Regions from separate parts of the Mus musculus genome. Here all the other regions are linked to region 3. A link is a loop called in an ENCODE intact Hi-C map of the cell type or tissue named here. Cell type or tissue: heart. All regions are shown on one strand. Region 1 has its middle 5.4 kb from the start of Prss34. Region 2 overlaps Jpt2 (Jupiter microtubule associated homolog 2). Region 3 holds the start of Tpsb2 (tryptase beta 2).

What was found. A loop is a pair of places that touch in the nucleus more often than their neighbours do. Peaks named below come from ENCODE experiments on the same cell type or tissue, not always from the same donor. Only the 100,000 strongest peaks of a DNase experiment are listed, where the experiment ranks them.
Region 1: a loop joins it to region 3, with 4 times the contacts of the local background. A loop is called at or near these places in 10 of 42 quality-filtered maps.
Region 2: it touches region 3 in a loop (5-fold over the local background); 6 of 42 quality-filtered maps call a loop at or near these places.

What each region holds. Positions count from the first base shown.
Region 1 is chr17:25,289,022-25,297,021 of GRCm38, reverse strand. No RefSeq gene overlaps it. Among named protein-coding and RNA genes, the nearest start is that of Prss34, 5.4 kb to the left of the region's middle. In heart, no CTCF peak of the experiment used is centred here; no DNase peak of the experiment used is centred here; H3K27me3 peaks cover 1,182 bases.
Region 2 is chr17:24,938,142-24,946,141 of GRCm38, reverse strand. Jpt2 (Jupiter microtubule associated homolog 2) reads left to right here. Exons shown (of 5, transcript NM_198937.2): 4 at 514-562; 5 at 1,464-3,672. The coding sequence ends at 1,651. Among named protein-coding and RNA genes, the nearest start is that of Mapk8ip3, 5.2 kb to the right of the region's middle. In heart, a CTCF peak has its summit at 3,495 (motif pointing left); no DNase peak of the experiment used is centred here.
Region 3 is chr17:25,359,816-25,367,815 of GRCm38, reverse strand. It overlaps Tpsb2 (tryptase beta 2), which reads right to left and starts at 1,483. Exons shown (of 6, transcript NM_010781.3): 1 at 1,473-1,483; 2 at 1,195-1,264; 3 at 891-1,056; 4 at 505-770; 5 at 208-371; 6 at 1-134. The coding sequence starts at 1,264. In heart, a CTCF peak has its summit at 3,881 (motif pointing right); no DNase peak of the experiment used is centred here; H3K27me3 peaks cover 2,388 bases.

The sequences.
Region 1 (8,000 bases), 71 kb after region 3:
TCTGTTTACAGGGGTGCTCCAGCTCTGCTCACAGAGGTGCTCCAGCTCTGCTCACAGCTCCATCTTGGCACCTAGCATTGGTGACTGAAGGAATACATCTCCACGTGTGAGCCATCTCTAGGTCCTTTCTTAGTTCCCTTAGCTGAACAGGAAGACCTCTGCTGGTCTTGGCTTCACAAAAGCTTGAAAGCACTTGAAAAAGAGCCCACAGTGAGCTAGGGTCTCCCAGAAAGAGTTCAGATGGATTTGGGAGGCGACTTTGTTTGGTTCTGAGACAGGGTCTTGCTGTATAATTCAAGATGGTCTTGAAATCTAGGTCGCCCTCCTACCTTAGCCTTCCAAGTGATGATGAGGTTACCAAGATGTGTACCATGTTCTGGGACTTGAGGACTTGAGACTTCTTATTAGTGTTCTCTCTCTCTCTCTCTCTCTCTCTCTCTCTCTCTCTCTCTCTCTCTCTCTCTCTCTCTCTCTCTCTCTCTCATTCCTATGCAGTACCTGGTCAAGTGTGAAACTCCTCAGCTAGGTGGTAGTGGTGTCTTTAATCCCAGCATTCAGGAGGCAGAGGCAGGCATATCTCTGTGAATTCGAGGCCAGCCTGGTCTACAAAGCAAGTTCCAGGACAACCATGGCTACACAGAAAAAGCTGTCTTGAAACACAAATACAGACACATACACACACACACACACACACACACACACACACACATTGAGAGAGAGAGAGAGAGAGAGAGAGAGAGAGAGAGAGAGAGAGAGAAACTCCCCAACCTGAAATTCCACAAGCACATGCCATTTTTTTAAGCTGTTAAAACTCCCCAGGCAGAAACTCAAGACTCTTCATGTGCCCCAGCACCAGGACCCATGCATGCCATGAATCATATATTCAAGACCTGGATTTCCTCTTTTCTTTTCTCTTCTTTTCTTTTCTTTTCTTTTCTCTTCTTTTCTTTTTTTTCTTTAACAGGATCTCACTCTGTAGCTTGGTCTAGCCTGACGTTTACTAAGTGGATCAGGCTGGCCTCGGTCCTACAGAGACCCTGCCTCTGCTTCCTGGTACTATTACAGGATTATCGGCATGTGTCATCATACCTCTCTGGACTCCTTCGTGAAGAGGTCAGAACATAACTAAAACTTACCTCTTCCCCACACTCAGTGTTGCAATAGGAAACTAGACACGAGCAACAGTGAGCAGTGACCAACCTCTGTCTTGGAGCTCAGGCTGCTGAACCAAGGAGTTCCACTTACTCTGCTGGACAGTCAAATGCATTTGGATAGCTGGGACATGGGCTGGGCAGAAGATAGGTGCCCTATGTCAGCCAGACCCTCCAGAAACTCTACCATAAGCTGGCAGGTGACCCTGCTCTTGCTTCTGACCACTGAAGCCACACAGAGTCACAAACTTGCCCTCAAGGTCACCCTCAATGCTGCAACCAGAGTGGGTCTGTACCCCATCATACAAATCACTGTGACAACAGCGAAGGATGCTGAACTTCACACCCCTCAGGGGCACCACATTAGTCCTAATGGACCCAGAGCCGTCACCCACCCAAGGCCACCAATCTTTTTACTGACCTTCAAAAGTAAAGGACTGACCATAGCCCTCAAAGAGGCTACACCCTCAATGCTGCCATTCATATCTACGTCTGCCATAAGACCTATGAAATCAAGGACAGTAAGCCACCATCCCATGGTCATAAGATTCCACTTGTCATCCAGGCCTGATGTGTATGACGCAAGGGTGGAGAGCAGACACAAAAGGGTGGGAAATGTGTGAGCTTGGGGTACATGATATGAAATTCCCAAAGGATCAATAAAAAATATTTTAAAAAGAAAAAACACTTTGCAGAGGACACAGTATCAGTTTCCAGCACCCACTCGGTGACTCGCAACCATCTGTGATTGCAGTTCCAGGGCATCTGACACTCTCTTCTGGCTTCCATGATGCCAGGCATGCATGTGGTGCACATACAAACATGTAGGAAAACATTCACAGGTAAAGATAAATTAATCTTTTAAAAAAGAAATGCACACATGGAGGAAAGAAGGAGGGGGAGGGGAGAAAGGAAGGGATTTGCCCCTTCTAACTGCGGAAGGTATACGTTGTCTCTAGATTTGTGCCACCATAGACATAAATGGGCATTTTCATTTAAGATACATGTTGGCACAAGCCTGTTTTCCAAATATCCACATATCAAGTGAGATAAGTGGCCATGGAACTCACACACCTCACAGTCTTAGCCCTAAAATGGACTCAGAAACCCCTCATCTCAATATAACTTTTCTTTGGAGCTCACACTTCTACTTCACACACACACACATCTCCATGTCACATTCAGAGTCTGGTTTATTAATTTACTTTTGTTATTGTGTCCATGCACATATGATGTGTTTATGTGCGTGGGCACAGATTCACATGTGCTATGGGTTTATGTAGATTAGAAATTGGTTTCCTCCATTTACATGGGCTTCAGATATGAAACTCGGGTTGTCAGATCTGGGCAATATGTGTTATTGTCAGCTGAGCCATTCCTGTAGAGACCTCTCCAACCTCATCCTTTAGCACCTTTGTGTGGCTAGGTTCCACTTCCAGGCCTAGCACCTAGCTCTGCTGGCTCTACTGTTGGACAGAGCAGAACAGGTGTCTCTTTAGGTGGCCACAGCAGCAGCTGTTTCTGTCCCTCAGGATGGGGATTCCGGAGCACATGCTGCTGGCTTCCAGAGTGCTCTGCCAATCAAGCTCCAGGGAAGCACACACCCTACTGGCCTTTCCCTGCCTCTTCTCAAATACCCTGCTCCTAGCTGAGTCCTGTCTCAGACTTGACTTCTGACTCAAGTCTAAGTCCATACTAATAGTGTTCTAATGTGATTTTTGAAGATCAGGTCTCACTATGTAAGCCAGGCTAACTTTGAACTTTCAACCACCCTGCCTCAGTCTCCCAAGTGTAGGAATTACAGATATGCACCACCACACCTGACCTAACTTCACATTCTGAGAACACCCACTGATTGTTTGAACAGGCAACAGTAGATGCAGACTAACCACAGAGTAACATTTTTAAGTCAGGAAAAGAAGGGCCTAGAACCAGCAACATTTCTCTGAGGAAAGGGTGAGGCAGTGTAAAAGTAGTCTCGGGCACAGGATTTGTGAGACCCGTAACAAGATAACATTTGTTATCAAAAGGATACAGAGACAACATTTTGTAACAAAAGGAAAGACAGTTGCAGAAACAGCAAAAACTACCAAAGGTCACGTCGAAGGTTACTATAGCTTTAAGAGATAATGGGTGTTGAAAGCAGAAAATGTATCCACGGTGACCCAGAATTAACAGTTGTGATGTTATCTGTGATGGATTTGAGAGAGGAAGCATAAAGATGAGCTGAGAGGCTGATAAATGCTTTATCTGGGTAGGGAACATGTAGCCAGAAATCTAAAAGAAAGGTTTCAAAGGGAGAGAGTGAGCATAGTAAATGATCAAAGGATGTAATGCAATTCTAAGACAAGAGCAAGCCAGCCTGAGTAACCAGTTATTCTACTAAGTACAGAAGGAGCGAATGCAAGCATCTAGAATACAAATATTGGGCTGAGGATGTCCTTCAGTGATAGGCTGTTTTCCCAATGTGCTTAAGGCTGACTCTAGACTCCAGCCTCAGTCCCACAAGAATAACTAAGTTTAAAATAAACTCAGAATAAAATATAAATATTGACTGCTTAAAAAAAAAAGTCCCAATATATGCTGTCATAGGAAAAGAGGCTGACAGCTTGCTCTCTCTGGAGTAACCAGGACCTCTCCTGGGTGCTTGCCACATGGGTGTTAGCCGTGTCTGCCTCCCAGCCCCTTCTCCTTCCCTGCCAATGCCCCTGCTTAAATCTACAGTAAGACTTTTCCATAATAAACTCCAGCTCTGACTCAAACAACAAAAAACAAGATAGTTAACATCACGTTCAAAATCTTATGCTCATCCGAAAAAAATCTCAAGAAAATGGAAAAACCAGCCAGATAAATGGGCTCATGGGACAGCCTGGGATACACTGTAAGACTGAAGCAAAAAGAAAAGGGAAAGAAAGGAAGAAAGAACACACAGTGGAAAGAATTGAATGCAATTTAAAGCACAAAGGAAAGAGACATTCCTAGTGGCCAGTGAGGACAAAGTGAGGCCCTACTTTCACTCTCGGGGGATGGGATGCCGGAACAAGCACCTGCATGCAAACGTTTACATTGACTTTACGCACAGTAAACAATATGGAACAATACGGGATAGATTCAGGTTTGTTTGCTTGTTTTTGAAGTCAGTTTTTACACAGCAACCAGATGAACAAACAGAAGTCCACTCAGCGATGGAAGGAGACCAACAATGGGAGCAGCCTCAGCCAGAGAAACAACCTCAGCTGTGCTCTGCAGAGCAACCTGACTTCCAGTCAGGTGTGGGAGCCTGGGAACCTGGGAGCCCAGAACAGGGTCCTAAACATCTGCCTGTGTCAGCCTGCATCGGCACCATGCGCCTCCACCAGTCTACTGTTAGGATTAGGACTTTGGTTTCTCTGGAGACCTTGTTACTGGAATTGTACTTTTTGTGCCATTTTTTTTTAAGTAGTTGGGTGTGGGTCCATGCCTTTTTTTTTTAAGGCTTATTTATTTATTTTATGTACATGAGTACACTGTCGCTGTCTTCAGACACACCAGAAGAGTGCATCAGATCCCATTACAGATGGCTGTGAGCCACCATGTGGTTGCTGGGAATTGAACTCAGGACCTCTGGAAGAGCAGTCGGTGCTCTTAACCACTAAGCCATCTCTCCAGCCTGCCATTTTTTTTTTAATAAAAGCTTTATTTTATTCTTCTTGATGTAGTGGTACACATCTTTAATCCCAGAACTCAGGAGGCTGAGGCAGGCAGAGTTCAAAGCTACCTTGGTCTATATAATGAATTCTAGGACAGCCAGGCCTACAAAATGAGGCCCTGTCCAAAAAAAAAAAAGTTATTTTGGTTTTTTTGTTTTGTTTTTGTTTTTGTTTTTCTAGGCAGGTTTTCTCTGTATAGCCCTGGCTGTCCTGAAACTCACTCTGTAGACCAGGCTGGCCTCAAACTCAGAAATCCGCCTGCCCCTGCCTCCCGAGAGCTGGGATAAAGGGAGTGCACCACCACGCCCGGCTACAAAAGTTATTTTTAATTATGTGTATTGTATGTGTGCATCTGTGTGAGTATATGTCACTTGAACACAGAGCCTGAGGAGACCAGAAGAGGTTGTGAGACCCACCCTCCAGGACTGGAGTTAGAAATGGTTGAGGGGTGCCATGTGGGCATTGGGAACCGAACGCAAGGTCTCTACAAAAGCAGCAAGTGCTCTTACCTCCTAAGCCTACTCCCCAGACCCATTTCTTGCCATTCTGAGACTGACTTATTCCACTGAGCTAGGTCAGCAGTAGCACCAGGGACAGGGAAGGGCAAGACAGGATTTCCTGGGCATCTCAATGGAACCAGCCAGCACCCACACCTGCTTTGACGCTGTTGTTCCCGGGACACTCACTGAGCACATCATGCCTTGGAAAACAATCTGGGAGGCAGCTGGGATAGTGAGAGGGGGATGTGCTCAGACAACAGCACAGAGGCTGTCCGTCTCTGCAGGACCGTGTCTGCACTTGCGCTGACAGGCAGGCTGTCATTGTACTTGGGATGGCAGATGATTTCAAGTGCCTTCTTCAGTTCTAAACTGTAAAAGGGTAGAGTCCCCCAGCTCATTCCTAGGGACAGGAGCCCTTCGGGGAGGATGGAAGATAGAGAAGTTAAGCTCATTATAAGCATAGGGACACATGACTCTGCCCACAAGACACCCCCTCCTCTCCCAGCCCCACCTGCTGTCTCAGTGAAGGGCTGTGGGGGAGCCATCATCTTTGATGCTGCTTCAGGGGTCACCTGCTTCTGTAGGTAAGTATCTATGCTTTTAATAAGCCAAAGAGCTCGTTGGTTGCTCTGGGTGAACTTTGATGGAATCTTACTTTGATTTGTTAGAACCTTAGGAGGAGGAAAGTCCACTTCCTCCTCTTATGCAGGCTGTGACCATGTTGGGTCCCAGTGGGGACACTCACCCTAAGAGACCACCAGGTCCTGCCCAGTGCTTTCTTTGACTTTGTTGGTTACAGTGTTGCAAACATAGATTAATCAGACGATGGACACTCTTGGACATTTCTGACCTAAACCACAGCTCCCAGGTTTCTTTCCCACCCACACTGCATCACAGCAGGGCCAAGGAGTCCAAGGTTTACAGGGAGAGACGCTATGGGGTGCCTACAGCCTGAGGGATGAGACCAGCCTGAGACCAGCCTGGGACGGGCCTGGGACCGGCCTGGACTGGCCAGGGTCCCAGGGTGAAAGTCTGGCCTGTCTCTTCTTTGTCAGGTCTTCAGCGCCCTCCCCTGGCCTGCAGGATTGGTTCAGTTAAGCCAGGACAGTTAGAGAGCCATCCTATGGAAGTGTGGACAGGGTGCAGACACCCTCAGTTGCCTCCTCAGCTTTCCAAACCCTAAGCACAACATGCTGGATAGCCTGGCCCCTTGTTCCCATCTCCTGGTCATTACTCACCAGGTTCATCACCCATGAGTGACAGCAAGACAGGATCTTCAACCCAATGCCATAACCTAGGCAAAAGTATTTCCCAGCTAAAACTGCCTTCCTCTGGAGCCCAGGGTTGGTGCAGTTGGACTGTTGAGCCTGGGTATCTGAGATTTACTACTTGTGTTTGCAGATGAGAAGACAACATTTTTATTTGTTTGTTTGTTTGTTTGTTTATATCAGGGTTTCCCTATGAACCTTAGGCTGTTCATAGACTTTTTCTTTCCTCATTGTCCTCGTCCTCTTGCTCCTCCACCTCTTTCTCCTCCTCCTTCAATTTGTTTTTTGAGACAGTCTTTATGGGATTAAAGGCATGTGCCCACAACCAGCCTTCTCTCAAACTCTTTTTTTTGTTTGTTTGTTTTTTGTTTTTTTAAGACAGGGTTTCTCTGTGTAGTCCTTGCTGTCCTGGAACTCACTTTGTAGACTAGGCTGTTCTCGAACTCAGAAATCCACCTGCCTCTGCCTCCCAAGTGCTGTGATTAAAGGCGTGCACCACAACCACCTGGCTTCTCTCAAACTCTTAATCGCCCCACTTTACAGCACGCCGGCATCCCTGCTTTGCTTTCAGAAAAACTTAACTGAATTGTTAAGCACAGACAATAAGAAAACATTCAAGCCACATCAACTGTTTTTTCTATTTTCCCATTGACAGTCTCCCCTCCTCCACTCCTCCCAGGACTGTAGCACCGTCTCCCCTCCCCCAGATCCACTGCTTCTCCATTCCCTTCAGAAAAAAATCAGGCACCCCAGGGACATCAACTGAACATAGCGTAGCAAGTGGAGGGAAATACAGCTACTGTGTGTGTGTGTGTGTGTGTGTGTGTGTGTGTGTGTGTGTGTGTGTGTGTTACAGGATAAAAGGAAAGCTGTCTTGGTGAGGGTGAAAATAAAAATGGAGACCAAAGCTGGCTGGTAGTGATGCACACCTTTAAGCCTAGCACTCAGAAAGTAGAGGCAGGCAAATCTCTGAGTTCTGGGCCAGCCTGCTCTACAGGCCAAGTTCCAGGACAGGGCTAAACACACACACACACACACACACACACACACACACAGAGAGAGAGAGAGAGAGAGAGAGAGAGAGAGAGAGAGAGAGAGAGAGAGAGAGAGAACTCTTAGACTTCATTGGGAAGAAAAGCAGATCAAGAGCCAGCAGCACCAGGCATGGTAGCACATGCCTCTAGTCCCAACAGAGGCCAGTGGATTTCTGTCGGTTTGAGGCCAATCTGGTTTATATAGCCCAGTTCCAAGTTAGCCAGGGCTACTTAATGAGATGTTGTCTCAGAGGAGGGGGAAAGGAGGAGCGGGAAGAGGAAGAAGATGAAGTTAATGGCTGCAGATTTAAAAGGCATTATTTGAAAGAGCTGGTGAAGCTTGTGACTCTGAACTTAC
Region 2 (8,000 bases), 420 kb after region 3:
TGCTAGTTTGTTTATTGTAAGATTGTATTATTTTTAGTTATGTTTAGGTATGTCAGCATGTGTGTATGTGTTCAGGTAAATGCAGATACCCTCAGAGGCAGCATATTCCCTTGGAGCAGGAGTTACAGACAACTGTACCTAAGAACGGCAAGAGCTTTAACTACTGAGCCATCCCCAGCCTGCCATAAACATTTTAAAGGCTAAAAATAAAACAGACCATATAGTGGGGGCCTATACCTCCACCTGTTCAGGAGGAAGCTGAGGTTCAATGCCTTTCTACCTACAGAGTGAGTTTAAGCCCAGACTTTGGAAAATTCAATGAGACCCTGACTCAGAAAGTAGAAATAAGACTGAGGATGTGGCCTGGTGGTGGGTAGAATACTTCCCTAGCAGAGTCTAGATGTCTTAGATGGCCAGAGGAACACAATTAAAAATAAACCAGCCACTCATCCCTAAACTTTCATTGCCTGCCTGGACGAGCACTAACCTGCTGGCTTGCTTACCTTGCTGCAGGATCATGTTTTGCTGTGTGAAGGTGAAGACTCTAAGTCTGACCTGAAAGGTAAGCTTATTTCCTGCCCTTCTGTATTCCAGAGGAATAGCTCATGCTCTTCCTAGCATTGCTCTGCCTTCAAAACAACTGACCAAAACAAGCATAAGAGGGTGGCTCTGGTTTAGTATTTAAAGCAGGCTCGGGACAGGAGCACAGTTCCTGCTAGTAATACTGTTAGGTTTTCTTTTCTTCTAGAAGAGTGTTTCTCAGCCTTCCTAATTCTGGGACTCTTTAATTACAGTTCCTCCTGTTTTGGTGACCCCCCCCAACCATAAAATTATTTTCATTGCTACTTCATAACTCTGGTTTTGCTACTATCATGAATTTTAATGTTAATGTTTGTGCTTTCTGATGGTCTTAGGTGACCCCCGTGAAAGGGCAATTTGACACTACCCTCTCCAGGGGTGTCTTAGGGTGTTACTGCTGTGAGCAGACACCATGACCAAGGCAAGTCTTATAAAGGACAACATTTAATTGGGGCTGGCTTACAGGTTCAAAGGTTTAGTCCATTATCATCATCACCAAGGCAGAAACATGGCAACATCCAGGCAGCCATGGTGCAGGAGGAGCTGAGAGTTCTACATCTTCATCTGAAGGCTGCTAGCAGAATACTGGCTTCCTGGCAGCTAGGATGAGGGTCTTAAAGCCCACACCCACAGTGACACACCTACTCCAACAGTGCCACACCTTCTAATAGTGTCATCCCTAGGCTGAGCATACACACCATCACAAGGGTTTTGACACAGGTTGAGAACCACCATCCAAAGTGCTTCCTGACTGATTGGACCAGTTGGCTTCAGAACTTTCTGGCTATGCCGCGGCACTGACTTTCAGTTAGTGCAGCTTGCTGCACAGTGTAGTGGACTATGCACTTGCCTTTCATGGACTTTTGTTGATTTTTATCCTACAGCTGCAACAGACTCCACACCCAGAGGAGAGCAGAGTGACAAAGGAAGCTCAAAAGAAGTAGAGCATGCAAAGATACCGGAGCCCACACCTACAGTTGACAGTCATGAACCCAGACTGGGGCCACGACCTCGCTCCCACAACAAAGTCCTGAACCCACCAGGAGGCAAATCCAGCCTCTCCTTCTATTGAGAAGCTCCTGCTCTGCCTGTAACTAGACCAGACAGAGATAGAGTATTGAATGTTAGTGTTTCCTTTAACTCAAATGAGCTGGGGTGGGAGAGGGTTTGTCATGCGTGTGGGGTTGACTGCTCATAAGCCTTGTTGTCATGGGCAGAGCTGCACAGAGGACTGCCAAGACATACATTGTGGGGTAAACTGGGATGCTCTGGTCCCTCCTCTCTAACTGCTCTCTATGAAACACATCTGTAAAGTTCTGGGGAAGGCAGAAGAGCTGGGCCATTAACAGAAGGGTTCCAGGGTCTTTCTTGTCCTTGTGTTAGCAGGCTGCTGGCTGTTGGGCATCTAAGTATGGTTTGGTTGAAAAAAACCCCACACTACTCTCACTGTGGGCTGGAGGAGACACACACAAACAGAAACTCTTAAAGACAAAGTGGAGTCTGCACTAACTAAGCCTTTCAGGAAATGCCTATCACTAAATGCTTCCCCCTCTGAGATACCTCAGAACCCTAATGTCTCCTCTCCTTCTCCCATTATGTCACTCTGTAGTATTGAAACATGACTGCTCTTTTTGGTAGCAGTCAACAGAAAGTCAGGCCGTTATTCTCAGTCCTGTCCTGGGTGGAAGGGTTTTTTATACACCAATCTTCTGAGTTGTCCCATACTGCACCTAAAATCATGGCCAGGTCTGTGGTAGCAGCCTGTCTTCCTCTACAGCTGGCTTAGTTCCTGATGTGCCAGATTTGCATGTGGGTTGTTCCTTTTGTTTGTCTCATCAGCCTTAAGCATAGGCCTTAGTTCTGCACCTGTGAGGGGTTCTCCCTGTTCATGGTTCTTCCTGTACAGAAGGTCTCTGGCCTCTGCAGGGCCATATATGTCCAGGTATTGGGTGGATTCCTGTTCTCCTGTCTTGCTTTGCTCCTATAATTGGGAGGAAAGCCTGCTGAAGGATGTTGGGTTCGTTGGCTGCTTTACCAATGTATGGAAAGGTGTTTTTAGTGTCAGCTTCTTATAAATACCTGTGCATTGCTTCAACGCTTAGAAAAGTGCTACTCTCTACACCAAAGCACAAGAGCTGCCTTTAGAAAGCTTTAGACTTCTTGACCCTGCTCATAAACAGTGCTCCTTGAGCCAGGATACTAAGTGTTTTGGCAGGAAGGTCAGAACAGTCATTTGACAGCAGAGGTAGAGTCACGTCACTTCCTGCCAGGCAGATGTCCCTGTTCAGCCCTTGCGGGGTTCCTTCTTTCCCCTCTGGGGTGCATCTGTGGAAAGGGATTCTGAGTGCTGCTGCTTCTGCTTCTCCCGCCCACAGAGCGCTTCACAGTAGGTGCCAAAAATGTCCTCAGTAAATCTTGGAAAAGTGGCAATCCTGCATTCACACACCGACACACTGACCTACAAGTGCCTGCAGGAGCCACCTGCCGGGCTCTGCATCCTACCCGGTCTGTTGAGGGCTCTGACCATGGCTTTATCAACCAAAGAGTTTTCCTCTTCAGATGCCCTGTATCCTGAAGCCAAGTAACAGGTCTTACATGTATGTAATTCTCTAACAACTCAAATGGTTTGTGGTTCAGTCATCATGAGCTCTATTTTGGAATTTAGAGCATTTTTTTCCATTTAAGAAAATGTCATAAATGATGTTGACTTTATTTAGCCCAGACACTAACTTTTTTAGCTTATAAGGAAATAATACAATGATAGAGATAAACCTTTTATAACTGCTCTCTTAAGTAGAAAATGATTTGTGAGTTCCAAATTGGATTGTCTCGAGGAATCTAACATCACTATGCTGATTCTGCTCTTAGCCCTGTGAGAGAAAAGCTTCAAGCGCCACCTGCTGGCCTGGATGGCTGGGAGGATATGGGGACCTGCAACAGTGGTCCACAGCAGTGGCTGCCTTATTCATCTCCCATCCTTCTATCTTCTGCTACAGCTGGACTCAGAGTGTGAATCTGTAAATTAGTGCCCAGCTAAATCCAGTAATATACAATTGTCACCTACATTAAGCATTAAAACTTTTTTTAAGTGTATCTGGTGCCAATATTTTTCTATCACTGTGTCAGAGCAAGAAACCTGCCCTTACATTATAATACTTTTTTTTTGTTTTGTTTTGTTTTGTTTTTTTTGAGACAGGGTTTCTCTGTGTCGCCCGGGCTGTCCTGGAATTCACTCTGTAGTCCAGGCTGGCCTCGAACTCAGAAATCCGCCTGCCTCTGCCTCCCAAGTGCTAGGATTAAAGGCATGTGCAACCACCACCCAGCGATAATACAATTTTGATAGGAACATTTTGTTAATTTTTTATGAGGCAGAACTGGGTATAATGGTTGAATTAAACTTACTAACCACATACAGCCTGTGTGTATTTTGTGTTTGTGCTTCTCCATAGTCCAATTGAGGGGTTGGGAAACAATGCTGAACTTTGACCCTTTTTTATAGCTTCTCTTTAGTAAAGTTCACTTCTCCCTTCCTTGATCTAGAAATGCCCAGGATTTAATATTTGAACAGAATTAATTGGGAATATGCTGTAATCTATTTAGTGTTCTGTAGTCGGAGTTTATTCTTTAGGACAAGTACTAGGAGAAAACCTGCTCCAGTTTGACTTCAGAATGCCTCAGTGACCCAGTAACAAGCCTGTGGTAACTAGTGGGTTGGCCACCTATTCAGCTGTGTTAGATCGAAGCCCCATTGAGAAAATACACTTTCAAATGGTCAACAAGCAAACTCCATATCTAGATCTAAATTACATGGTGTGATGGTTTGTATATGCTTGGTCCAGAGTGGCACTATTAGATGGTGTGGCTCTGTTGGAGTGGACGTGTCACTGTGGGTGTGGGCTTTAAGACCTTCAACCATAGATGCCTAGAGGTCAGTCTTCCACTAGCAGCCTTTAAATAAAGAATTAGAACTCTGTTTTTTTTTTTTTTTTTTTTTTTTTTTGAGACAGGGTTTTTCTGTATAGCCCAGGCTATCCTGGCACTCACTCTGTAGACCAGGCTGGCCTCGAACTCAAAAATCCGCTTGCCTCTGCCTCCCGAGTGCTGGGATTAAAGGCATGCACCACTATGCCCGGCCCTAAGAATTAGAACTCTTAGCTCTGCCTGCATCATACCTGCCTAGATGCTGCCATACTCCCACCTTGATGATAATGGACTAAACCTGAAACTCAGCCCCAATTAAATGTTTTCCTTTATAAGACTTAACTTGGTCATGGTGTCTGTTGACAGCAATAAAACACTAAGATAGATGGCTTGTGTCAGGATGACTGCCTGCTTAGAAGAGTCTCCCAGAAGTTTCACATTCTGAATACTGAACGGAGCCTTTCGATAAAAAACAACACTTAACAAGCTAGGAATGGCCATAAACACCTTTAATCCCAGCCCTTGGAAGGCAGAGAGAAGCAACTGGATCTCTGAGTTCAAGGACAGCCAGGTGACCAATGCTTCACAAAGCCAATGTGTTACCCAAAACAACATCTTACCTTGCTTGTCTACACGTAATTAGAAAGCTTGTCTACACGTAATTAGAAATGTACTGAGTTCCATGAGCTGCATTAGAAACTGACAATGCCATATCCCGTGCTAACAACTGTTTCAGCCCTTAGGCAGGCACTAAAAGATGTGGGTATGTCTCGAGAGGCTAGACAGCAGCTCTACCTGTGATAAGAATGAGGAAGTGAAACTGTCACAGTTGCCATCTCATTCTTATCACAGGTAGAGCTCATTCTTAGAAATACTACTGGAATTATATAGTTTTTGTGTTAGCTCCTAAACTAGCATCCTGAACGATGAATAATGAAATAGTCTAGACCTTTGTTACTTTTTGTTTTGTTTTGTTTTGTTTTGTTTGAGACAGGGTTTCTCTGTGTAGCTCTGGCTGTCCTGGAACTCACTTTGTAGACCAAGCTGGCCTCCAACTGAACTCTGAATACTGGATTTCAGTTGAAGATGCTATACTGTCTGGGGAAGTTTAGAAAGTGGTGTCTTGTTCAGTGAGTTTGTCAGAGGGGCAGACTTTGAGGTGTGAGCTGTTTGCCCTGACCCCATGCTTGCTTGCTTGCTTGCTTGCTTGCTTGCTTGCTTGCTTGCTTGCTTGCTTGCTTGCTTGCTCGCTCGCTTGCTGTAATGCTAGTGATGGAATCTTAGCCCTCTGGAACTGTAAGCTCAGATGGACACTTTCTTCTATAGGTTGTCTTGGTCATGTTGTTTTATTACAGCGATAGAAAAGGAATACAGTACAGCTCATTCCTTCATGAGCTGGACTTCAGGTAGCACTACATGGTTATACAAAGGTCTAGGCCCGGCATGGTGGCATACACCTTTTTTTTTTTTTTTTTTTTTTTTTCCTATTAGGTAAGCACTATTTTTATCGCCAAGAAAACTAGGTTGAAAAGGGTGGCATTTCTTTCTTTCTTTTTTTTTTTTTAATATTTTTATGGTGGCACACACCTTTAATCCCAGCACTCAGGAGGCAGAGGCAGGTGGATCTCTTGAGTTTGAGGTCAGCCTGGTCTACAGAGTGAGTTCCAGGACAGTAAGGGCTACACAGGGAAACCCTGTTTCAGGTGGGGGTGGGAGAACCTTTTTTTTTTTTAACTCACTTTGCTTTGATCAGTTTAACAAACTTGCCCCCAGTTATGTTAACAACAAAGGAGCACTAGAACTTGTGGTGCACACACTTGGGAGGCAGACAGATCTTTCTGTAAGTTCAAGGCCAGACTGATCCACATAGTTCTAAGTCCGTCAGATCTATGTAAAGAGACACTGTCTCGCTGGGCAGTGGTGGCGCATGTCTTTAGTCCCAGCACTTGGGAGGCAGAGGCAGGCGGATTTCTGAGTTTGAGGCCAGCCTGGTCTACAGAGTGAGGTTTTTTTGTTTTTTAAAGATTTGTTTATGAGTACACTGTAGCTGTCTTCAGACACACCAGAAAAAGGGCATCGGATCCCATTACAGATGTTTGTGAGCCACCATGTGGTTGGTGAGAATTGAACTCGGGGCCTTTGGAAGAGCAGTCAGTGCTCTAAACCCCTGAACCATCTCTCCAGGCCTTTCCTCCCTTTTTTTGGGGGGGGGGGAGGGGGGTAATTTTCAAGTCAGTTGGTCTGTCCCTTTGTTGGTGGGAGGTGCCCCCACTGTGATGTTCTAACTTTAAGAATTTACAGGGATGGTTCATGCCTTTAGTCCCGGTACTTGGGTGGCAGAGGCAGGTGGTCCCTCTGCCTCTGAATTTAGAACGTACTCTGGTCTAGTCTACAACATAAGCTCCAGGACAGCCAAAGCTATATAGACCCTGTCTCAGGAAAAGAACTTATGGGGTTAAAATTGCTGAGACCTAAAACAAAATACTCAGATAACCCCTAAACACAATCTTGTAACTGTAATCTGTTTACCAGGGGACTGGAGAGATGGCTCGGTGCTTAAGAGCACTTGCTATGCTAGCAGAGGACCTACGTTCAGTTCTCAGGACCCACATGGTGACTCACAACTGTAATTCCAGCTTTGGGAGATCCAATGATTCTGGCCTCTATGGGCACTAGGCATCCATGTGATTGATATATACATAGGCATCCATGTGATATATACATAGGCAGGCAAAACACTCATACCATACAAAGTTAATAACTCTAAAAAAATCTTAAAGAATTAATCATTTTATCAGTTTGTTCTGGCTCCTCATTTGGGCAATTAAAAACTAACTCCGGTGGGACTGGACCTGTGGGGAGACCACTGGCTGCTCTACCAGAGGATCTAGATGCTATTTCCAGAGCCCACGTGACACTCAAAACCCCTAGTTAACTCCAGCTCCAGAGCGTCCAGCACCCTCCTCTGGTTTCTGTGGGCACAGGGCACATACAAGTGAAACACCATCTACAGTAAATACTAATAACTGGCTCGGGTAGCAGTCACTGCAAGTGCTACTGCAGTATGCCCCTTCTCGTCAGCCTGTTTTCCTAGTTGGTTGATAATATAATACGTAGGCTCAGTTTTGCAGGCTTGAAAAATTAAATCAGTATCAAAATTCAGGCAACCTGAAAATGTTGTGGGGTGTTCACCGTGGAAGAATGCTCTGACATAGTTTTAAGCCAATAGGAAAGTCTTTATTAGCTGGCTGGTGAGTACACTGGGTGTTTAGGATCTCAAACAAGAAAGGCCTTGAGCCTTTCTCAGGATGAGCTTTTAAGGGCAAAGCCATGTTCTGGGTTGGCATGCTTCAGTTAACAAGAACAGTTAGTCAGAGGCAGAACTACAGAAGCCAAAAAGCAAAGTTAGGAATTTAGAGACTTTCTCAGAACTATCCACACTGAGGGATTGGGTCTGTTTTCATTCTTTTGGCAGGTGGTGCTATCTACATGCCGAGTTT
Region 3 (8,000 bases):
CAGTCTAAGTAGTATGTCACCCGGGTGTAGATGCCAGGCTTGTTGGGCTGTGCGCAGCCCTCACCCCAGCTGACCACTCCTGCCTGCAGCCAGGTACCCTTCACTTTGCAGACCAGTGGCCCCCCTGAATCGCCCTGAAGAAGACAGGGGTCAGCACACAGTATGGAGACCAGATGGGGTGTGGTGCAGGGAGGACACAGGACCTACCTGGCAGGAGTCTCTCCTGGTATTTCCAGCACACAGCATGCCATCATGGACAATGGGAAAATCATCTCCCGTGTAGAGGCCAGTGTGGTACTTCCGGTCACACAGGCTGTTTTCCACAATGGGAACCTTCACTTGCTTCAGAGGATAAGGAGGTGGGAGAGGCTCTGGGGTGGGACAAGTGCAGCCTTTGAGGGAGGCTCAAGAGTAACCAGCCACTGGAATCCCTGCCCACCCTCCAATGCTGGGGTTGGAGGAGACTTAGTCCCTGCCTAACTGTCAGCTATCCTTGCCACATACCGTCATTATCAATGTCGCCCCAGCCTGTCACCCAGCACGATGTCCCTGGGGGGAAGGTCTCCGAGGCAGGGGGCAGGGATATGGGGTGGAGATGGGTAGAGACATTCACAGGGACCTCAAGCTCCAGCAGGGCAACGTCTGCCCCACCCTCGGCCGTGTAATAGTGGGGGTGCACCACGATCCTGTTCAAAGAGAGGAGCTGGTCCCCATAGTATAGATACTGCTCACGAAGCTGCACCCGGAAGAGCTGTGGGCTTTTGATGTGCCTAGAAGAGTATAATCATGCTCAGAAGGCTCCAGTCAGGATGGGCACATCCTCGGGAACACTGGGGATGGTGGGAATAATCTAGATCCCGTCCAACCATGCCAGGCCCAGGGAGACTCACGGTCCCACACAGTGTGCCGCAGTGAGCACCCACTGTGGATGGATGAGAGAACCTCCGCAGAAATGTATCCAGTAGTTTAATTTAAATCTCAGGCTCACCTGCCAGGGCCACTTACTCTCAGAAGCCTCATGTCCTCCCACGATGCCCACTCGCTGATTGGCTGGGCCTGGAGAGAGACAAGAAGCAACCTCCATGCCCTGCCTTGCCCCTCCTGAATTGGAGCTAACCCTGGGATTCTCTAGACTCCCCATTCCTGTGGCCTGTGAAGGTGAGGGAGAGACAGGGAGGGCTCAAGACAACTTACGAGGGGCCGAGTACACCAGACTAGCCAGGAGGGACAGTGCCCACAGCAGCAGCAGCAGCCGCTTCAGCATCTGGAAGCAGTGAGGAGCACAGCCTGAGTCCAGCTAAAAGACAGGGCTAGACTGGGGCTGGCAGAATATCAAGTCCAGAATGGAACCAGAGCCCGTGAGATGGAGGGCAGGTTCATCCCAGGAGTCTGCGGGCTTGGTGCACCAGGTTACAAAGGTCACAAGCTTGGTTACTCTGCTTCAGGATGACATATAGACACCAGGACTTTACCTTAGCTGCCTCTGCTCCTCTCTCCTTGGCCTGCTGTCCTCTGCCTTTTTAATTCTCCAGACCAGAGTGCATGAGAGGAGGGACACAGCACCCGCCAATCCAGATACAAAGGAAATAGTGATTTAGATCAAAGGCCTCCATGTAACATGTGTCCCCACCACCCAGATGCCCTTCTGATGACCACAGGTCACACGGTTGAGTGCACAATGAGAGGACCAGTCATACACACACACATACACATACACACATACACATACACATACACACACACACACACACACACACACACACACACACACACACACACACACACACAGAGTCTTGGTATTTCAGGCTATGGAAGGCAGAGTTCAGAGATGCAACTGCTCTGGGTCCAGGATAGGAGAGTCAGGTAGTGGGGTGGATGGGCTGGCAGGACAGTGGTCATCCCCAGCCCTCCCTGGAAAGGGGTATCTTCTGAGGGGAGGCTGGTAGCCTCTTCTCAGATTTGCCTCCTCCTCATGTCTTGTTCCTCAGCGGTGAAATGCCCAAGGAAATGCTGAGCTTGCCAGATGTCCCACAAGCAGCCCTCCACATCAGGAGACCTGGGCAGGCATGGCCCCCATCTGCTCAGGATGTTACTCTGCTCTGCCTCCACCAGGTCTGCTCTGTCCACTGTGGGCAGAGCACTGCATACTGAGGATGCCTCTCAGTTGAGTGCTCTGCATCACCGAGCCGCTGCTCCTTCCAACTATTGGGATGGGGATCCCATCCCAGGGATATAGAGAAGGTCTCAAGAAGGCTCCTGGCTCAGTGTCACCCTAGCATGACATGTTGACGCACTCTAACACATTTCCCAAGAGTGAGACAGGACAGGAGATGATGGTGTCTGTGAGCCATCCCAAGGAGCAGAGCACAATGGGTAACAGCGTCGTTCATCTTGCATCCTCTGAGTCCTCAGGGTTGGGCTCAGCTTTCCACTGGAGAGGATCACATGATCCCCTTGTCAAAATAGCAATCAGTTGATTTTGGCAGAGATGAGTAACAAGTGTCACGGTACAACGGCCCTGCTGACCCATCAGACGAAGCTCTACTGATAAATCCTGCAGTGTGACCTCCAGGCCATATCTGCCCAAGTCTCCTGATGGGAGGGGGGTGGGTATCAGACATCTGATAAGATGAGCCCTTCATAGAGCATTTCATCAGCTGAGGGGCAACACAAGCAGAGGAGGGCAACCTGGAAAGCTACCAGCCTCTCCTCAGAAGACCACTGTCCTGCCTCCCCATCCACCCCACTGCCTGGCTCCTCTGTCCTGCAGGTCCCCCTTACAGTCGCCTCCTCAAGACTTCATCACCAGCTTGGTCCCCACTGACACTTCCTGGGTTTCTCCGAGGACTGTCCTGCCCTGCTCTCTGCACACCTCAAAGGCTCACTCTTCTGGACTCCTGGACTCCTTGGGCAGCTCTGGACAGGCCCACTCTCTAACCAGACATCCCCACCACTCTCAACACAGTTGACAAGACAGAAATGCAGAGGTCTAAAGATGAGAGAGACAGAGACAGAGACAGAGACAGAGACAGAGACAGAGACAGAGTCAGAGTCAGAGTCAGAGTCAGAGAGACAGAGAGAGAGAGAAGAGAGAGGAGGAGAAAGAGAGAGAAGAGGGAGGGTGGAGGGAGAGAGAGAGAGAGAAGAGAGAGGAGGAGAGAGAGAGAAGAGGGAGGGTGGAGGGAGAGAGAGAGAGAGAGAGAGAGAGAGAGAGAGAGAGAGAAGAGGGAGGGTGGAAGGAGAGAGAGAGATCCTAAGGACACACAAGAGGCTCCAACCATGGGGGGTCCAAAGGGTGTTAGGGCCTGCATGCACCATTGAATCGGGCTGTGTCTCCTAGTACTCCCAAGAATTCTGATTTGTTCAGGCAGCAGCTAATCTAAGGAGGTGAAAGTAGTGGCCCCTGTAATCCAGGAAAAGAATTGAGGTCTGGACCTACATAGAAAGATCCTGGCTCAAAAAAAGAGCAAGGTTTTCTCAGCGTGGCAGGTTCTGAGGGAATGTGTCACCAGCGTCTCTGCTACCCTGGAATCTGAAGATAAAATTCTGTCCCAGAAAGAAGATGGTAGGAGGACACAGTCTAGTTCAACATCAAGGAAGTTCTGGAAATGAACCTTTAAATGTCAACTTTCAAAACTCAACTGAAAATAATTGATGGCTTAAAGAAACCACAAAACCAAGAAGATGTATAGTCCTTACAGCTAGTGCTAGCAAACTTGGTATTGATTTCCAAGTTTACCTCCCAATTATTATGGAACTATGAGTGTAGGCTGCTTTTGTATGTCCCTGCATTTGAAGACCTCTGAGGCTTTCCTATGTAAACTACAACCAACCATTTGCAAAGCCTGGTTTGATCCTAATGCCATAGTTCTCGGTGTCTCCAGCAGAGGGCAGGCCAGACCAGGGAGGAGGCTGTGACCAGCCCTCTGTGACCAGGCACACTGCTAGGCACCTCCCAGGGGTATGATAGAAGCCCCTAGGAGTGAGCTAGCATAAACTGAGTGAACCAGGATAGGCAGACCCTCTACATGAGACTTTGGCTGATAACCTCACTCTGAGTCTTTGTTTCTGCCATGGAGAGAGAAGGCAGAATTCAGGGCTGCTGGATGCCGCAGATGAACCTCACTTGGGTCCTCGATCCACGGGCAAAACTCTGGTTGGGTTACAGGTGGGCAAAGAGTCAGCGAAAGTGGGGTAACAAACAGACTCGACACAAGGGAGTGTGGATCTGAATGTAATTTGTTAAATCGAGGATCAAACTTTTTTTTTCCTTCGTTTTTTGAGACAGGGTTTCTTTGTGTAGCCCTGGCTGTCCTGGAACTCACTCTGTAGACCAGGCTGGCCTCGAACTCAGAAATCCACCTGCCTCTGCCTCCCGAGTGCTGGGATTAAAGGCATGCGCCACCACGCCCGGCCCACATCAAACTTTTTATACTGAAGAAAATAGGGAAGTTGGGTGACACACCAGCAAGGTACAAAGAGGTTACTGGATTCTTACACAAAACAGAGGAATGTGAGCTCAGGGAAGGACTGGCCGGAACCAACTGGGATAAAGTTCAATGTTAACAACTGGGATCAAAAACACCATCTAAGGTTCTCTTAATCTTAGAAGCCAGGGGCAAGAGCACAAAGGTCACAAACTTCCTTCTTCCTAGATAATGGTAAATTTCTGTGTAGGACAGTGACTTAGCTATCCATGTTCAAGGTCGGATCAAGGACTGCCTAGAATCTAACTTAGCTATATGTCAAAATATCAATCCTTAGGAGCACTTGTAATAAAGCAATATTAAGGGAAAGCACACAGATCCGTTTACCAACTAAAGCAAGGACATTAGAGCGTTCTTTATACAGGATGCCACGGTTCCAGGAGACTAATTTCCGTGAACTTTTCGCCTCGGGACAGCGCCCAGGTTTTCGGGGCCTTTTGCGCTTGTCACTACTGGAGTGGATGTAGCAGCTGGAGACCTAGGCCAACCCTCTTCTTTGCCTAAACAATGGGCGGGGTGGGGGTGGGGGTAGGGATGTAGACCAGCAGCCCAAGATAAAAAGGAATAAACCTGGGTGACACTTTGGGAGAGAACTGTAACCAAAAGCTTGCTGTTTTCATTGTAGCTATAGAAACATAGATGTGTGTGTATGATCATGAATGCACACGTTTGGATGTGTTGTAGAGTGGTATCCTGCAGCGTGACGATTATCATCTTCATCAGAACAGCTTGCTGTCTGTTGATTCCTTCATAGAAAAAGGGGAGATGCCAGATAGTGGTGGCCAGAGAGTTGATCCCAACACTTGAGAGGCAGAGAGGCAGGTGGATCTCTGTGAGTTCCAGGGCAGCCTGGTCTACACAGTGAGTTCCAAGACAGCCAGAGCTACACAAAGAAACCTTGTCTTGAAAAACAAAACAAAAGGAAGGGGAGGAAATTGAAGAGGAGGAGGGAGAGGATGTTGAGGAGGAGGAGAAAGGGATATGGAGGGTCATTAGCTGTCATACAGTCATGTCTAAATGCACACAACCTCATGGTCTGGGGAGGTACAAATGTATACAGAGTAAAGGAGGTTAAGTGGGGGAGAGGGGATCTTTGTCCATGTTGAGGTGAGACTGTTAGATGGTGCAATTGCTTTGGCGTTACCCACGCTCCTGTAAGTAATCCCTTATCCATGATCTGTAAATCCAAGAAACACTTTGTTCCTTGTCGGGTTGCTTGTCTGCCTCGCTGCTGGCATGCCTGAGCACCACCGGCAAGCTGCTCAGGGGAGGTAGAACACAGTACATAATAGGGGTCCCAGTCTGTGTTTCCCCAGATGAGAAACAGCGGAGTCTGAGACAGTTGCTGGCCTCCTGTGTACCCAGATGCCACTGAGGTGCCACTAGGAGTTGGGAATGGGGATCCACAGTCCTCTCCTTGGGGTACCTATACATCAGACAAGAAGGGATGGCTGAGCCCAGGACTGGGATGGAATCTGGTATGGTTCTGAGTGCCAAGAGTAGGAGCAGTTTGAAGACAGAAGGCTTTTGGGGGGAGATTTAGACATGGCTCTTTACAATGAAGGCCTCCCCCTCACCACCCCACCACCACCACCCCGTGGCCATACTTGATGAAGAAGATGGTCCTTGCTTGTCCAAACTGTTTTTTTTTTTTTTGATGGTGGAGGTGAATGCATACACGTTAATAAGGGTGAACCTTTTGTAGGAAGGAACACCTGGGAATGGAAGCTCACTCATTGGCTGAACACTCAAGGCCTATTTAGATACCTCATTAACATGGAGAACTCCATGTTTTTATGCCATCTGGCAGATTGTCATGGTCCTCTCAGTGGGGTGTCTCGGTTATGTGTTCCAGATCAGATAGTTTGGCAGGGAGCTGACTCCATGCCTGCCATTCTCAATTCTGAGATTCTCTGGGTTTTGAGCCTGCTCAACCTTAATAGTTCTTCTGTCTGGTGGCATGGTCCAGTTGCCTGACAGGTTCCTGAGTTTGGAATCACACCTTGATTTTGTCATTACTGCTTTTATAAGGAGGGGGTTAGTGTTTGTTAAATCTCCCCAGAGAAAGAGTTCACTTGACTGTATGTGTGCCCATGTGCACTGCATAAGCACATGCGTGTGTCTGAGTTTGCACACACACGTGTGTGTGTGTGTAATCCCTAACTTTGTCCCCTGAGAAGGATTCTGGATCAAAGGAAGTGCAAGAGGACCTGGAATTATTTTCCATAATTAATGCAAAAGAGATGAAGCAGAAGCCTAAAGACAGGAGCCAGCTTTCAGGAGGCCCTGGAAGCCCTGTCAGAACCTGGAATAGCAAATAGGAACTGGGGAAAAGAAAGACGTGGAGATTCATAAACTAAAATAGAAGATTATGAGTCAATGTAGTCACAGATAAGTGAATCAGTGATTAAAATTCTGTTAAGAAATCAGATAAAGTTTCACTCTCTGCCCTAGTTACTTGGTAGTGCTAAGTGCTTGGTAGTGAGGGGTGAAGAGAGGAATTTCTTTGGGGAGGCTGAGGGCCTCTAATCAAGCACCAAGCACCAAGAACTGAAGTGGCAGGCATTTGATAAGACATGACTAGGTCTGAGTCACATCTGTGATGGTGTCATGAGATGTCTGACTTCAGTCTAATCGTGAGAAATATCAGACAACCCTGCTTGAGTATAATTTTTCCAAAATGCAATACCCAGAAATTTTGTGGGCTCAGAAAAGCCCAGAAAAGGGACAGAATAATCCAACTGTCCACATCAGACTGATGGACATAGAAGAGAGACCAAGTACAGCAGGGATTCTAGACAGGCTTTCGCATCTCCAGTGAGGTGGTAGATGGATGCCAAACAGTGCCTGCGAATCCCTCAGTGTCTTTAGATGTGTCCTGACTCAGTAGGGCAGCACCATAAAAAAAAATCCCCTTTTAAAAAAAGAAAGAAAAGAAAAAAGGAGAGGCCAGTGAAAATCCGAAGCCCTCACACAGTCCAAACCTTTAAGTGGTTCAGAAATAAAAGTCTTTGAATCAGACAAATAGCTTTTCTGGAAGTTTCTGTATGAAATTGTGTGTGTGTGCATGTTTATACATGTACAACTGCACATGCACATGTCTACACACGTGTGTCATTCCTCAAGTCTTGCCCACTTCTCTCTCTCTCTCTCTCTTTCTCTCTCTCTCTCTCTCTCTCTCTCCCTCCCTCCCTCGCTCCCTCCCTCCCTCGCTCCCTCCCTCCCTCGCTCCCTTCCTCCCTCCCTCTCTTTCCTTTCTTCTTTTTTGGGTTGGTTTTTTTGAGACTGGCTCTTCCACTGGACCAGAACTCCCCAGGTATGCTAGCTCACCAGCAAGCTTCTATCCATGTGTGTGCACACACCCCACAGTACATGAGTGGAGGTCACAGGACAATATGCAGGAATTGGTTCTCTCCTTCTACCATGTGGTCCCAGGGCTCCAAGTCAGGTGGTCAGGTTTGGTGGCAAGTGTCTTTATACACTGAGCCATCTTCTTCTTTTTTTTTTTTTATT